Linked DNA regions of Homo sapiens: region 1 is linked to region 2. A link is a contact called in ENCODE Hi-C data. All regions are on one chromosome and are shown on one strand. The core of a region is the stretch at or near the end of the contact, and the rest is flanking DNA. Distances in the headings are between cores, read along the strand shown. Region 1 holds the start of IARS2 (isoleucyl-tRNA synthetase 2, mitochondrial). Region 2 holds the start of MARK1 (microtubule affinity regulating kinase 1).

Region 1 (5,440 bases), core at 1,881-4,380, 430 kb after region 2:
GTGAGAGACAGAAACCAATTCTTAATTTTATGTGAATTCCTGATCCAGCTATGCAGGTGGCTAAAACTATCTGGACTCTACAGTAAAAAAGCCAGTAAATTCTCTCTCTTTGCTTAATCCAGTTAATGTTGGCTCTTCCATTCCTTGCAAAAGGGTTTGAAATAATAGAGTTTTATTCTGTATTTATATCACAAAACATGATTTTTTTTTTTTTTTGAGACGGAATCTTGCTCTGTTGCCCAGGCTGGAGTGCAGTGGCGCGATCTCGGCTCACTGCAAGCTCCGCCTCCCGGGTTCACGGCATTCTCCTGCCTCAGCCTCCCGAGTAGCTGGGACTATAGGCTCCCGCCACCATGCGTGGCTAATTTTTTGTATTTTTAGTAGAGACGGGGTTTCACCGTGTTAGCCAGGATGGTCTCGATCTCCTGACCTCGTGATCCGCTTGCCTCGGCCTCCCAAAGGGCTGGGATTACAGGCGTGAGCCACTGCGCCTGGTCTCTTTAATAGCACTATTGACCCATTCAGTGACCAAATTCCTGGTTTTGAAACTACAGATGCCTAAGCCCACTTCCTCCCCAAAATTTCCACTGAAATCTACAAAAAATAAAGAACTGAAAAATGAGTGAACAGATTGTAGTATTAACATATTCTCTCAATGAAATTCTACTAAGCATTTTAAAAATAATGAATTATTGATATCTGTGGGCCAAGCACTGATTACAGGCATGAGCCATACTGCCCGGCCAAGACATACCTTTTTTTTGTCCACTGCTATTCCCAGATTCTAGAACAATGCCTCGCCCGATAATTATGCACTGAATAAGATGATGTTTACTAATATAACGTTAAGCTCAAAGCAAATAGCAGCAATTTTTTTTATGCAGTACTAAAATTGTATATTGCTTTCTATGAAAATGTTTTAGTTTTATGTGCAAATCTAAATTTACATAATTATCATATAATTAGAATACACATTTATAAAGAGTATTTACATAAACACTTTCTTTCAAGTGTCATAACCTAAATTATAGTTACCTTATTTAAAGCATGTCCAACATGAGGGTCACCGTTTGCATAAGGAGGTCCATCATGAAGGCAAAATTCTGTCTTTACTTTTCTTTCTCTTTGCCATGAATAAAGTTCTGAAAATCCACATTTCTGTTTTAAAAAAAAAAAAGATATCTAAACATCATATAAATACATACTCCTGAGTCTAACCATAAATAACAGCCAACACTTGCTTATTTCCATTCCAATTACATTCCAATCTATTCCATTCCAATCTACTCAACTCTGAAATACAAGGTGAGGTTTCTGAAATGCGTGTCAAAGTACGCATCTCTTAAAATCTTTCAGTAATGTCCCCATACACCTCAGATTGAAGTCTAAACTCTTTATATGATATGCAGCACCCTACAAAGGTTTAGTGCCACTAAGTTCTCGGGCATTCTTTCATCACTCCCCATGCTTCACTCCTCACCCCCGACATGTTGAAGGACCTGCAGATTCCCGACACACATATTCTTGCTATTCTTTGGCGGCAATGCTTGCCATTCCCCAAATCTGGGAACAACATGCATGGCAGTCTAAGTCACTTCCCTTCCCTCACTTGCTGTATGATTTTGTCCAGGTTACTGTGCACTTACGGGCCTGCTTTCTTATCTGAAAAAAAAAAGTGTTAATATCCATCTTACAGGGCTGGTGTGAAGATTAAACGAGGAAACATTTGAAACTGTCACTCTTTCTGGCATACAGAAGGTATTGACTAAAAAACCTTTAAAAAATTAGATGAACTCTTATAACTGTCAGAATATTTAGGCTAAGTATATTTACTTAACCAATATTCCAAGAATATCAGGGATTTTTAAAGACTAGAATTACAGAAGCTAAAGAGGAATCTCTGCTCTTAGAAAGTTCAGACTAGGCTGGGCGTAGTGGCTCAGGCCTGTAATCCCAGCACTTTGGGAGGCCGAGGCGGGAAGATCACTTGAGGTCAGGAGTTAGAGACCACCCTGGCCAACATGGTGAAACTCCATCTCTACTAAAAATATAAAAATTAGCCGGGCGTGGTGGTGCGCACCTGTAATCCCAGCAACTGGGGAGGCTAAGGCAGGAGAATTGCCTGAGCCTGGGAGGCGGAAGTTGTAGTGAGCTGAGATCGCGCCATTGCACTCCAGCCTGGGCGACTTCAAACGAGTCATAATTCCAACTAGGGATCTAAAAGATCCAAGAAGTGGGCTTCAACTTCCCCTTCATTCATCATAATTGAGGTTTTTAAGGTTTTTTTTAAGGACGGGGGGGTGGGGGTGACTAGCCAATATGGTCTCGAACTCTTGGCTCAAGCGATTCTCCCGCCTTGGCCTTTCAAAGTTCTGGGATTACAGGCGTGAGCCACTGCGCCCAGCCTGGGTTTTTATTTACATGTGGACATGTGAATTTACTTTTTACAAGGCATTGGAAAAGTGCCCAAAGTCTATCTGTTTTGCCTACGGTAGACATGGGACATACGTGCGATACATGCTGGTAACTGGGCATCGCTAGTGACCCCTTAATGTCCCGCTCCAGAACCTGGTACAAAGGAGGGGCTCATCTAGAGATTTCTTCACTTAGGTTTTCAGCCCACAAAATCTGTGCGAAGCAGACGAATTCCACCAATCTGGTCACACCCCCGCCCACCCGCACCGGCGTGGAGCCTAGAGGTGTGGCGCCTGCGAGCGCCCGGTGCCCGCGGCCGGATCGGGCCTCTCTGGAGGCCCCGCGCCGAGGCGGGGCCCGTACCTGCTGGATCTCCAGCTCCGTGTCCGGCTGCTGGCGGCCCAGCAGCTTCATGGGGAAGCTCGTCTGCGGCAGCAGCACCGTGTCCCGGTATCTGCCACTATTCGAGTTCGGCTGGTGGTTACTGGCCCCGGAGACCGACCGCACCAGAAGCCTCTTCGTCGCCCCTTGCCATCCCGGGCTGCAGGGAAGGCGGGGCGTCCCCCACAAACTTCGGGCAGTGGCCAGGGCGGCCGCGCCCGGCCCGCGAGGGCGCAGCCCCCAACGCATGGTCCGGCAACCCCTGAGAGCGGGGTCCTCCGCTCCCGCCCCAGCTTGAAGGGGCAGGACCCCAGGAAACCAAGGGGAGCCGAGTAAGAGGGCGCACGCGCTCCGGGAGCGGAAGGGGCGGGGAGGGAGCGGCGGGTAGTGGGGGCGGGGCGGTGGGCACCGCCTTCCCGGAGTCCGCGGAGGCTGAGCCACCTCCGGGTCCTCCCTGCAGCCGCCGGGGGGCGGGCTCAGATTCACGGGGGCGGGGAAAGGTGGGGCTCATAGTCCAATCGCTGTGCCCTGCTTTTTAAATATATATATATATATATTTTTTTTTTTTTACTTTAACACAACATAGCTATGATTGTATCACTTTAACATGTAGCCAATAAAAAGTAAGATATTTTACATATTCTCTTCATACGAAGCCTTTGAAATTTGACATGTACTTTGCACATACTGCACATCTCAATCTGGGCTAAACTCATGGCAAGGCCTCAACAGGCACACTTGGGTAATGACTACGACTGTGGGCAGCACAAGTTCAGTGAAAATATTGTAAAATAATAAAATTTCAGCAAATCGAGTTTTAAAGATCTAATTGGCTATTATTAAATATTCCTAAACCTTTCTACAAAATAGAAAGGATCTCTGATGAGCTGTGGGGGCAGGGTGAGGTTTATAGGCAGAAAAGGTTGAAGAAGGCAGAAACAGGGAACGAAAAGCAGACGCCATTTGGCTTAATGGATTTGGCTATCATCTCTCCTGATTTCCTGGAACGCAGACCTTACAAGTAAACAGCCTAGTGCAGGAGCTCAGTCCAAATCAATGACTTCCCATAGATTTTAACAATATTATAAAACAATCTAACCTTTTTTTAAGATTCTCTGAAATCCCTGTTATATCCCACTCATAGAATAGTATGGTATATATAGCAACTTCTGCTCCTGTTTCTGACAGATTCTGCTCTATTTGGTTGTCCAGTTCATAATAGTTCACAATTGTTACCATTTCATTGTTGAGTATACAACTTGGGAATAGCCTTCCTAATCATAAAACACAACATCCAGAACATTTGGTTCACATAAATAAGAAGGACAGATTTTCTACAAGTATGAAAACATATATATACCAAAAAAAGATACCGGAAAGTGAGAAACCAAGTGACAAACAGAAAGCACTCAATGTCAGCCTTTCACCAATCAATGACTCCAGCTCTGTACCTGAATTAATTCACTTAATCTTCAAAACCAGATGAGGTGAAGACACAGCATACCAAAAAAACCTGTGAGATAGGAACTATGAGTATTTCCATTTCACAGCTAAGGAAACTGAGGCACATAGAATTATGTAACTTGCTCAAGATGATACAACTAAGTAGCACAGCTGGAATTCAAACCCAGGCAGTTAGATTCCAGTGTGTGTGCATAGCCACCATGTTATGTTGTCTTTCCTACACTATACTGTGGAAGAAAACATTTGCTACACATTAAAAAATAATAATACACAAAATGCATAAAGAGCTGCTACAGATCAAAAAAACAAATGTAAACAACCCAATTTAAAAAAAAAAAAGGATAAAAGAAGCTGGACACAGTAGCTCATGCCTATAATCCCAGCACCTTAGGAGGCTGAAGTGGAAATATCACTTGAGCCCAGGAGTTTGAGACAACCCTGGGCAACATAGGGAGACCCCTATCTCTGAAATAATTTTTAAAATTAGCTGGATGTAGTGGCATGTGCTTGTGGTCCCAGCTGCTTTGGAGGCTGTGGTGGGAGGATCGCTTTAGCCCAGGAAGTCAAGGCTGCAAGTGGGCCATGATTACACCACTACACTCCTGCCTGGGCAACACAGTGAGAGCCTGTCTCAAAATAATAATAATAAAGCAAAAGAAATGAACAGTCAACTCAGAGACACAGAAGTGGAAACAGCTAATAAACATAAAAAGATCCTCAACTTTAGGAGTCATGGGAATAGACAGTTAAAATACCATTTTCTTTCCAGCAGATTAAAGCAAAAATAAAGAAGTTTGATAACAGGGCTTGGGAGAATGTGTGAAAGTGGACTGCTGATGGTAGTGTTAAATAGGTACTGTCGGCCAGGTGCGGTGGCTCATGCCTATAATCCCAGCACTTCGGGAGGCCAAGGTGGGTGGATCACCAGAGGTCGGGAGTTCAAGACCAGCCTGACCAACATGGAGAAACCCCATCTCTACTAAAAATACAAAATTAGCCGGGTGTGATGGCGCATGCTTGTAGTCCCAGCTACTTGGGAAGCTGAGGCAGGAGATTTCCGAATGGCAATTTAGCAATATCCATCACCATTTAAAATGCGCTTCAGCTGGGCGCGGTGGCTCACGCCTGTAACCACAGCACTTTGGGAGGCTGAGGCAAGTGGATCACCTGAGTTCAGGAG
Region 2 (5,778 bases), core at 1,169-3,668:
ATCTAAAAGAAAATAAAAACAATGTATTTTTCCACTCCTCCTGGGTTAACACATACAGTAATTTGCTAATAAAAACAAAGGTTATCATCTGTCATACTTTTCATTCACACTCTTGAATGACAGGCATTTTTTTAATGTTCCTGTTAGAAAAATTCTGTGCCAACTCGGCTTTAAAACCAACTCAAACCAAAATATCCATCTTTTTCTCTGAACTTGTTCAATCTCTCAATCAAAATTATGTATCAATTATATTTTCTAAAATAGTTATGATGCAAATGAAGTTCTAATTTATGATAGCAGCAGCCTTACACTATCTTTCCCATTTAAATGCACGGCGCTAGGGAAGACAAAAGCATACTCTGAAACATCTTCACAGGTCCTCTAACAATGGTCTCTTAGTAGAATTTCTTCTCTCTTTGTATAGTTATATTAAATTTCTGTGCTTCCCTCCTAAGATGAAATCATCTGTTTATACCCCTCCAACAACTCAGAAGTGAGCTTGTATCCTTTCTCTCATGCCTTTTGTCTAAGAACACCAAAGCGCTTCGTTATTTTATTTTACCAACCCCATGAAGTCAGTGGTATATCAAAAGCTGGACGGCTGATGAGATAACTAGACAGAGAGCTCTGGACAGCTGACCAAAACTTAGTACCCCTCTAGGTCCTTAAAATCAGTCGGAAAATCAGCCAAGCCCTATTTACAGGTCTTGAGTGTTTTAAACAAAAACAAAAACAAGAAAACCTTCCCACAAAGGAACTTGCACACACACACACAACTGTACTTTTCAGAAGGTGGAAATACAAGGGATCTTGTTCTTTTCGTTTTTCAAGAGTTTAAAAGCCCGGCACATCTGCATCTTGATAACAGCTCCAGAGGGCAATCTGATCAAAGACACAGAAAATCCCTCCTTTAAAGATGTGCACCTTGTGACACTCCAAGGAGGAGAGATATTTAAAGTAAAACCTGCCCTGCATCATTATCACTGACTTAAGGAAGAGATTAAAAAGCCCTTGGCTTCATGTGGCTTTTCAACATTTTGCTGTAACCCCAGGGCCATAGATGCTGTTCGTGAAATTCTTCTACTCATCCCTACTAAGAGTGTCACAGCAGTATAAACTCATACACAAACACGCACACATCTCCACTTCCATTCCCATCCTTCTCGCTTTGGTGCCCATGACCCAAAATGTGGACACAATGTTACAAAAAGCAAAGTCATGGGGCAATGCGGGGGGAGGAGGGGAGAGTGCAAAGGATTGAAAGATCCAGAAAAGCAAGAGTGTGAGAGGTAGCCGGCTCGTCTGCTATTGTAAAGCAAGCATTCATTCGGGTGGGGGCACAGAATGCAGAGGTAGAAATAAAGCAATCCTGACTGCCCACTCTGCCATCCCATTCTGCTTCTCTGCCCTCCATCACCCCATCCGCCCCTGGAGGACCACCTCCGAGCGAGAGGGCGCCACTTACGGTTCCCTACCCTCACCCTTGAGGGGAAACAAGCGAAATGGGGTTGGAATGAAGAATAGGGCTGAGCAGTGGGTGAGGGTCACGCCGGGCTCCAGGTGGAGACCCTGCCGCGGGTGGCCGCGCCGAGGCACGGGGGACGGCCCAAGCGCGGGTGAAGTGGGGATCAGAGGAGGGTCTCGCCCCCACTGCTCCCGAGGGAGGCTCCGGTTACTCACATTTTCCGTGTCCCGCTCGTTCACCGTCGGCAATGGCGTCCGGGCCGACATTTTGTGCGGGCAGCGGGGTCTGGCCGGGGTCTCGCCGGCCGGGCTGTGGTGCGGGCCCCGGGGGGCGACAGGAAAGGGGTGCGGACGCGAGCACAAGGCCGGGGCGAGCGGCTCCCGCAGGCCGCGGGGCGGTGCAACAAGCGGCCCCGGCGGGGGAAAGAGGGAAGAGGACGCGGAGGAAGAGGAGGGGGAGCCGCTTCCCGCGGCGGCGCCGCCGGGGTATGCGGACAGTAACGAGGGAGGGCTTCGGGCGAGGCGGTTGCCCGGCGCTGGCGGGGCGGCGAGGCTGGCAGGATGAGGCGTGGAAGGGGAGCCGGGAGGCGGTGGCGAGCCCCGCTAGGCTCTCCGGACCATGGGTGAAGGTGAAGCCGGTGCCTCAAATCACTGCCTGGCTCGTCCTGGCGAGCGCCTGGGCGTCAGGAACCGCGGCCCTGACAGCGTCACCCGCGCCGCGCCCCGTTCTCCGCCTCAGGTGTACGGCGCCGCCCGACCCAGCCGCATCCACGCGCCCGGGGCCCAGCGGCGGCGGCGCCCGATCCCCCGGCGCGAATGTCTCGGCTCGGTCCGCGCGGTCACAGCCACCGCCGCCGCCGCGCCTCAGTCAGGAGGAGCGGCCCGAGCCGGCTGCGCGCGGAGCAGCGGGCGCGGCACGCAGCGCCCAGAGGCACTTGGCGGCCGCCGCCGGGTGGGCGGGCGCCAGCCGAGGGGGCCTCTCCATTCATTCCCTCATTAGGGATGCGGGGCCGCCTCCTCCTCCTCCTCCTCCTCCTTTTTCTCCTCCTCCTCCTCCCGCGCTCTCTTGCCCGCCTGTCCCTGTGTTTATTTTTGTTTCGTGCCCCACCCGCAGAGTTTACGGTCGTCTAAGAGCCTCTGGTGGTTTTATTTTTATTCGTGTTTGGTTTTTGCCGGGTTGAGGGTGAGAGAGAGCTGATGTGAATCAGTGGCTTTTTTTTTTCTTTTTCTTTCTTTCTGTTTTTGTTTGTTTGTTTGTTTGTTTGTCCGTTTCATTGGAGAAGAATTGGATTCAATCCTACCCTGGATCCTACCCCTCCTTTTCTCCTACCTCGGGACTTTTACCATTCTTAAATTCTACTCCTCCTCCCCCGTTTCCACGCTTTCTCAATCCCTATCCTCGCCTGAGCCCTCTGTCAGTCTCCTTCTCTAGGGAGCCGTTAGGTTCAGGGTCACCCTCAGAGTTTGGCAAAAAGCACAGAAGCCCCTAGAAGCGCCAGCAGCCTAGGGAGGCGGCTGGAGACTCAGTACAAGTGGGTCTCAGCCCCCGACGGCGCGGCCTCTTCGGGAATGGGGCCGGCGGAAGACGTCTCGCTCTGGGCGCCCTGCAGCACCCTCGGAGTGGGTGAGACCCGCGAGTCACAACATCTACACTGGCTGATCGTCACTTCCTGGGACACAAGGAAGTGTCACTTAGGCGAGCCTGTTTAGGGAGGATGGAGAGCTGTGTCTGATTTGGGCCCTGTCCTCCCTCTTCCAGGTGGCTTCCTCACACTTCCACCCACCTGCCTCAAGACATCCTGTAGGCACCCGCGTCTGTAGTGCATTGTCCAGGACCCATTCGCCTTTTATAAGCAAGGCTGCATTTTTTTTTAATCTCATTTGAGAGCTTACATTTTGCACATTCAGCCTGTAGAACGAAAACCTTATCGTCTCTCTATTCTTCTTTGCAACATTTCTTTTTCACTTCCTTTCATGGATGGGCAGGAAGACAAAAGGAATGAAAGATAGGAGCGGATACATTGATTTTCTGAGCTGCTTCAGTATGCCTCCAGTGGAATTCTTATAATGGTGGGAAATTTCTCGTCTCTTCTGAATTTCCTCCATTTGAAAGAAGAATCCCTGAACCAGATGGTTTTTATCCTGACTCATTAAAGGTTGTTTCTGAAAAGTTAACACTTGACCCTTGAAGCATGGGTCCAAAAGACCTGAAAATAGCAAACACAAAAATCCTTTGAGGAAAGAAGCAATTCTCACCCAGTCTATATTCACTTCTAGAACACCATCTGTGTACTTATTTCTTTAGCATTTTCTCTTGTAACCACTTACCAATTTCACAAAGCAAATGAAAAAAAAAAAAAAAACAAGATCCCTTTGGTGGTCATCACCACTTCTCAAACAGAATTTAGGCAGCGGAACTGCAATGCTGCCTCCTGAACTATGATGTGTTACTGAGAATGTCAAGCATTTACGTGCCCTCTGCAGAAAATCCTGAATCACCAAGATACATTGAAGTTGCAAGGGCATAATCCTGTATTTTTCTGGTTATTTTCTGGTTAACTATTGCGACGGCTGCCTGTAGGGGCTGCCATCACAGTGTCAGCGGCATCACTGACTGCTGCAGCCACACAAGGGTACCTAGTGTTGCAATAGTACCTGAGTTAACCTAGCAATAAACAAGTAGCTGTGAAAAGGCGTTCAGCCCCATTGGAATATGAATCATTCCTTCAGCTGGTAGTATGTATTTTGCTCTTTAAAGTATACTCACATATTTTTCTATCTTTATAATCGTGGTGACCCTGACAGGCATATTTATTTCCATTTTACAAAATTCCACTAAGTTAACTTGTTCAAGATCACAGATGCACCAGGTTAATAAGATACAGAAGAAGATAACTGAAATATGTGGTGCTGTTCAATCTTGCACCAGTCACAAAAACCATAGGTTCACCCCATAAGATATAATGGCTAATTCGAGACAGAGCTTAAAGGAGAGCCCCAGATTCTGGCACAGTGGCTTCCACAGATTTTAAAGTGTCTGTTAAAAGCCATGGACAAATCCCTTAGCTATATTTGCTACACAATGCTCACTATTTCACATATTGAAATTTACGGAATATCACATAATAATAGGAAGGGATATTTATTGTTTAAGTCAATCCCCAAGAACACTTCTAACAGTGAAACTACATTCAAAGAGAGTCATTACTAGGTAGCTCGAATCCATAATTCTAGCTAGCCAAATTGTTTTTTTGGATAGAACAATTCTATCCAAAAGAAAATGCCATTCAAATAATCCTTATTAATACCTAACAATTTTAAGCTTGGTATGTAGTGAAAACTAAGTGAAAATGCACTTTGCCCAGGTTAAAAAAAAAGTCACTATGTTTTTCAAAAGGAAATACTGTCTGTCCCTATATGAGCTCTTCTCCCCTTAAAATGGCATTAGTAGATCCTTAAACATGGGAGAGGAAAAAAAAATGACATGAGGCATTATTGTGATGGAGTCAATACTGTTTAACCCTAGTCCTTAGAAATGAAAATGCTCATGAGCAAAATTTTTTTGTGTTACTATATATAGCTTCTGTGTCTGTGACTATGGAGAAATGACAAAGGGAATATTTTAAGGCTTTGAGTAATTTTTTTTTGGGTTATTAACCAAATGTGGCATGTTCAATTCACAGGTTCCTAACTTAATGTGTTAGGGTAATGAAAGTTTTGGAAGAAAATTGAAGTACTGACAAAACAAAAGGGAAATAAAGATCTAAAAGGTGCTAAACCTACAGTGAAAAGTGGGAAAAGAGCATTGCCTACCGTCAGCCCTATGGAGTAGAATTTTTTAGAACTACCGGGTCCAGTACCAGTTACATGTGACTACTGAGCTCTTGACATGTTGCTTGAATTTTTAATTTGACTCAATTTCAAATAATTTACACTTAAAAACCGATTTGATTCAGTGACTGAAAAAATTGTGTTATGTTTGAAAGTATGTTAAGTATATGAATCTACTTTTTCAACTGTAAATTTTCTGAAATCTATATACCGATTAAGTATTTCTCATGGAAATGTATTACCTGAATTGGGATGTGCTATAAATATAAAATGCACACCACATTTTCAAATAGTAGGAAAAAAAAGAGAGTAAGATGTCTCTTTATAAATATTATAACCATTTCATATTGAAATGCCAATATTTTAATATATTAGGTTAAATAAAATATATTATTAAATCATTTTCAACTGTTTCTTTTTTACTTTTTCAAATGCAGATCCTAAAAAATATAAACTTACATATGTGGTTTACATTACATTATC

What was found. Hi-C counts contacts between places; a loop is a spot of excess contacts on that map. Pooled maps may share reads with other maps.
Region 1: a map of sigmoid colon shows a loop between it and region 2 (6-fold over the local background). The contact joins the promoter of IARS2 here to the promoter of MARK1 in region 2. A Hi-C loop is called at or near these places in 3 of 168 maps with a recorded cell type or tissue (chondrocyte, heart right ventricle and sigmoid colon), 1 of 37 single-sample maps with no recorded cell type and 5 of 50 pooled maps.

Annotation. Positions count from the first base shown.
Region 1 is chr1:220,091,822-220,097,261 of GRCh38, reverse strand. IARS2 (isoleucyl-tRNA synthetase 2, mitochondrial) reads right to left here and starts at 3,130. Exons shown (of 23, transcript NM_018060.4): 1 at 2,779-3,130; 2 at 1,036-1,158. The coding sequence starts at 3,045. RefSeq lists an enhancer at 2,402-2,901 and silencers at 2,911-3,240, 3,261-3,340.
Region 2 is chr1:220,524,776-220,530,553 of GRCh38, reverse strand. MARK1 (microtubule affinity regulating kinase 1) reads right to left here and starts at 2,418. Exons shown (of 18, transcript NM_018650.5): 1 at 1,681-2,418. The coding sequence starts at 1,731. RefSeq lists a silencer at 2,055-2,354.